Regions from separate parts of the Homo sapiens genome. Here region 1 is linked to region 2. Evidence: chromatin loops called from intact Hi-C (ENCODE). Cell type or tissue: IMR-90. All regions are shown on one strand. Each heading gives the region's core, and the rest is flanking DNA. Links, peaks and the distances in the headings are about the cores only. Region 1 overlaps LOC105377547 (a long non-coding RNA gene). Region 2 has its middle 15 kb from the start of SPCS3-AS1.

Region 1 (2,830 bases), core at 271-2,770, 2.0 Mb before region 2:
ATCATGCAATGTGTTTAACTAGAAGATGAAATAAAAGTCACATGTTACACACAAACACACTCAACTGATTTTTAACAAAGGTACAGAAACAATTCCAGGGAGGAAGGATTTTCTTTTCAACAAATGGTGCTGGAGCAATTGGACATTCTAAAAAATGCACCTTGACTAAAACCTCATACTTTATTGAAAAATTAACTTAAAATAGATCATAGGCTTAATGATAAAATATAAGAATATAAAACATTTAGAAAAAAATCAAATAGAGAATATCTTCAGGACTTAGAGCTAGGCAAAGAGTTCTTATTGATTACACCCAAAACATGATATGTAGAAAAAGTTTTTTTATAAATTGGACCTTGTATTAGTCCATTTTCACACTGCTAATAAAGGCATACCTGAGACTGGGCAATTTACAAAAGAAAGAGAGGTTTAATGGACTTACAGTTCCACGTGGCTGGGGAGGCCTCACAATCATGGTGGAAGGCAAGGAGGAGCAAGTCACATCTTACATGGATGGCAACAGGCAAAGAAAAAGCTTGTGTAGGTGAACACCTCCTCATAGAACCATCAGAGATCTCATGAGACTTACTCACTCTCATGAGAACAGCATGGGAAAGACTCACCCTCATGATTCAATTATCTCCCACCAGGCCCCTCACACAACACATGGGAATTCAAGATGAGATTTGGGTGGAGACACAGCCAAACCATATCAGACCTCATCAAAATAAAGTGTTTGCTCTGTGAAAAACCCTGTTAAGAGAATGAAAAGGCAAGCTACACAGTGAGAGACAATATTTTTAAAGACCATATAGGACAAAGGGATTGTATATAGAATATATAAAGAATTCTTGAAAGTCAACAGTTTTAAAAATACAAAATGATCAAAAGACAGACACGTTTCCAAAGAGGAGTGGATGGCAAATAAGCACAGGAAAAGTGTTCAGAGTCATTTGTCATCAGGAAAATGCACATTCACACTACAGTGAGATACCACTGTAAACCTATCAGGATGGCTAACATTAAAAATAGTGGGCCGGGCATGGTGGCTCTTGCCTGCAATCCTGGCACTTTGGGAGGCCAAGGCAGGTGGATCATCAGGTCAGGAGTTCAAGACCAGCCTGGCCAGCATGGTGAAACCCTGTCTCTACTAAAAATGCAAAAATTAGCTCAGTGCAGTGGCACATGCCAGTAGTCCCAGCTACTTGGGAGGCTGAGGCAGAAGAATTGCTTGAATCCGGGAGACAGAGGTTGCAGTGAGCCGAGATCACATGCAACGGCAATCCAGCCTGGGCAACAGAGCAAAACTCCGTCTCAAAAAAAAAAAAAAAAAATTAGTGATAACACCAAATGCTGATGAGAATGCCGAGAAACTGAATATCTTTTACTTTGTGTGAATCAAAAATGACAGAACCACTCGGGAAGTAACTTGGCAGTTTTTAAATAGAAATATATGTACCATTTTTGTAACTTCATATTAATCTATAATTATTTCAAACAAAAAGTTAAATTACCTGTCAAAGTAAGATGAGAATGAGTTGTTATTGTATTCATCATTTTGTTGCAATGTTTAAAATAACATCATTGATAATGTACTCATAGTAGATATGTGTGGCTATTTTTTAAAAGTTTTTGTCTCAAGTTGCTTCATATTAAAATGTCTGAAACATTCTAGCATTTCAAGAATAAAAATTTCCTTTAAAATGTTAGTCATGACCTGGCAAAATTTTTTTTTTAATTCTGAACAACCACTGGGTGGCAGTAAAGGCTTGGGTTTTTGTTCATTTGCCTGGTGTTTTGTTTTTTTTTTTTTTTTTTTTTTTTGGAAAGTTGAGAAAATAAGGAACTAATTTGGTTCTGCTCTTAGCAAATAAAAAAATCTGTAGTGATAGATATTATTGCTGATTGGCAAGGTTTAAGCTGCAAATCCAATCATTAAGAAATAATATTTGTATAAGTTAAAGCAATAAATAACACACACTCTAAGGGATCATATGCAGAGTAAAACCTTATAAAAATAAACCTTGGGCTAACAGTCTGAGACGAGATGGACAATTCTAGAAAAAAAAGGAGTTTGGCATTGCGTGTTGTAATGGCATGTGGGATTTTCTGGTTCAAAATTTTACTGGCTTTCAGAAATTCTAAACAACCCCTTTATTTTTCTGTTTCCTCTCACTAATAATTAATTACACAAAATTCAACTAGTCTTCATTTCTTATTTGGAAAATAGTTTTCCTCTTTTAAATGTATATTAAAATGTCAGAATATGAGGAGAATGATAGATTCTCCTCTATAGGAGACAGAATATATCACATTTTGAAATGTGATGAGTAGATACATTTTGAAATGTGATATCACATTTCAAAATATTAATGTCTTTTTATCTTGACAAAACTGAGAGAAAACCTCTATACAACCTGTTGCATTTTTCATAAAGTTTACTTGCCAGGAGCAAATTGAGACATTGACTTTAATAGCAAGTTTGATGAGATCCTATGCTTTTCTTCACAGCTTAACCTCATTAATGCATCTCATTCTAAATATATATTATCATCAAGGATGAGGCATTTATTTGCATATGTTACTGTTCTTTTGTGTCATCCTAATGTCATATAAAATAAAACAATGGATATTAGGTCTGGCACTACCCAGGTAGAAGAGTCACATTCAAAACTTCTGCTGAATATTCATAATAGTATTGTCAAACCAGATTTCCATGTGAATCAGGCATCAAAACAATTTACAACCAAAAGGTCCAGTATTTAGTCTGTCTTCTCAACCTTATGGCTGCAGGACAGTGAGGATGGAGCAGAATGTCTGTAATGAGACA
Region 2 (2,830 bases), core at 246-2,745:
TGGACCTGGGAGGCGGAAGTTGCAGTGAACCAAGAGCTCCACTGCACTCCAGCCTGGGCTACAGAGTGAGACTCCATCTCAAAAGAAAACAAAAGTTTATTTCTCGTTTTTACAAGGAACCAATGTGGGTATTGAGGCAGCTTTCCACATGGTGTGACTGAAGGACCCAGGTGTCTTCCAGCTTGTGACTGCCGCCCCAGGGTTGACAAGACCTCACTTGAAGTTGGCAGTCTGGGGTTGAGGAAAAGAGTGGAGAAGGCCCACCTGCTTAATTAGCTTCGCCCAGAGTATCACACCACCAACTCGCATTCCAAGGGTGAAAACGAATTGCACGTCCCTGTGCAGATAAGCAAGGGGCATCTGGGAAGTACAATCTTTAGTTGGGTAATCACTTCTCAGGAACAACTATGTGGTGGATGGGAAGCATAAATCTTTCTCACATAGTCATTCTATCACTTTCTGCTTATGCTCACCAGCTTAAGCTGACCAGCCCCTGTTGTATCCCAGCAGGGAATACCAGTTTATTATAGTCAACATTTATTTATCTTTTTGTGTCTTGTCTGTAGTGCATTAAGGATTTTCTGAAGGTGAGCATATTAGATGTTAAGGGTTAGATTTTAAAGCACTTATCAGGCATGAGTTACCTGATCTAATCTCTAGCCTAATCATCCAGTACTTAATTTTTTTTTCCTGGAACATTATTTCCTTACTTTGCAGCAGCATTTATAGCTCTTGCTGCCCTTGGGAATATATATATACACACACACACACACACACACACACACACACACATATATACATATATATATGTTTCATGTTTGTCAGTTTCATGAGCAAGAAGGCTATGTTTATCTTGTTCATTTTACTATAAGACACTACATATTTACTGAGTAAATTGAATTAAAAGCAAAAAATGTGTGATTAATTTTAGTTATATTGGCTTACACAGGTGTTTTGTCTCATGTAAGGTAGGCATTTCAGGACATTCCATGACAGATTTTCAGAGGATAAATGAACTGGGTTTTTACTGTAAAATGTAATCTATCTCCTAGTAGTATCTCAGTGATAAATGTTTAACATTAATGGTAAAGGGAGGTATATGGAGTAACTTATATTTGAAAAGTATTAGGCTAAGGACATTCATAAGTCCTTGTGAATTAATGTCTTTCACCTTTTTTTTTACATTTGTAATGGAAAAAAGGAAATGTGGAAAAGTTTATGAGATATTTGTATATAGTTTACTGAATAATATAAAGCATGTGCCTTTGTAACTACTACTCAGATCAGCAGTTGGAACAATACTATTACTCCATGCCTCCCTCCCTATACTTCTTCTGGATCACAACCTGTTACCTTTCTGCGGTCTTCAGTTTTGTGTTAGCCATTTTCTTGCCTTGCTTGAAAAGTTTACTACCTCTGTTGCATCCTATCAGCTTTACTGCCATCATGGACAATAGGAACATCTCAGTGGCTTACAAAAACAAATGTGTATTTCTTGCATCAATAGGGGCTTAGGATATACTCCTCACATCTCTTCATTCCAGATTCCACATTGAGAGAAAAGTTCCTTTTGGGATTCCAAAGGGCAGTTAGAACTGTTGGAAACTCTTGGAGCCTCTGATTGAAGGTGATGAGCATCAGTCTACTCCTTTAATTGACTCAAGTATGTCACATGGCAAAGCCAAGGAGTTGAAGGGTTGGGGAGCTAGATTCCATAGGGAAAGAGCACAAGTCACATGGCACTGAGTAATACTCTTACAGGAAAGGAGGAGGGAATTCTTAGAAATGTAATATAAGCTATCACACATTCCTAAGCGATACAGTTTGGTTTGGTTTGGTTATGAACATAAATGTAATCTTACCATAAGAATTTTTGGTCTTGCTGCTTTGGCTTAGCATTAACTTTAAGAGAATCATTTATGTTTTTGTGTGAAGGTGTAGTTCATTTTCATTGTTAGGCAGTAATTCATTGTAATATAGTCATCCATAGTAGGCATCCGGAGTAGGCATAATTTATTTACCTGTTCTGTTGACAGACATGTGCTCTGAATGTTCTTGTACAGGTAGCCTGGTGTATGTGTTTCTCTAGGAAAGGGATCTTCACATTTTGTTGCTTGTGTAGCACATCAAAGATTTTTTTTAAACTTTCTTAAATACTGAAAAATTTTCATCTTGTCATAGAATGTAATTTTTGGCACATTGCAAGTATTAACATTTTAAAGTACCAACTGCACATTACTTTTTTTTGCATTACTTTAAAAATGTATCTAAATGTATCCAGTGGAATATGGTATTTATATGATTTGATAGAATCATTCATTTTCTAATGAACAAATTCTTCCTTAGTGGTCAAAGTTCTTATCATTTCTTTTTCAAATTATATTTACATGCCTCTAGCAAAATTTTGTCCTAATGGGTAATACTCTAGAGAGTGCTATTTTCAAGTCTTTTATTAATAACTGTACCACATTTCTTTGTAACAAAAATGTGCATGTAAATTGAAATTTATCTTTTACAATTTCCTCTGACCCCAATATTCTAAGTTCTAAGGGTGTAAAAGTTATTCTGGAGTAAGTTAATTCTGCAGTTATCAATAGTACACAGTTGATCAAAACAAGAAGTATATTAGAAATGTGATAGATAATCGTAACTCTTGATGAGATGGAATTAGATATGGGAGGGGATAATTTATGTTGCTTTCATTAAGGGAATTATTAAATTATTTCTTTGTCCCCAAGGTTTGATGCCTTGTGGCAGTGCACCATAGCAAGATTCTGGATGAGGTGAGGCTTTCTTTGTGAAAGGGATGATGGAGGGAAAGAACCTCAAG

Evidence for each region. Hi-C counts contacts between places; a loop is a spot of excess contacts. Peaks named below come from ENCODE experiments on the same cell type or tissue, not always from the same donor. Only the 100,000 strongest peaks of a DNase experiment are listed, where the experiment ranks them.
Region 1: it touches region 2 in a loop (8-fold over the local background); 9 of 110 quality-filtered maps call a loop at or near these places.

Annotation. Positions count from the first base shown.
Region 1 is chr4:174,363,445-174,366,274 of GRCh38, forward strand. All of the region lies in intron 2 of LOC105377547 (a long non-coding RNA gene), which reads left to right. Among named protein-coding and RNA genes, the nearest start is that of MIR4276, 59 kb to the right of the region's middle. In IMR-90, for the core only: a CTCF peak has its summit at 1,769 (motif pointing right); no DNase peak of the experiment used is centred there.
Region 2 is chr4:176,333,884-176,336,713 of GRCh38, forward strand. No RefSeq gene overlaps it. Among named protein-coding and RNA genes, the nearest start is that of SPCS3-AS1, 15 kb to the left of the region's middle. In IMR-90, for the core only: no CTCF peak of the experiment used is centred there; a DNase peak (open chromatin) is centred at 1,748; H3K27ac peaks cover 139 bases.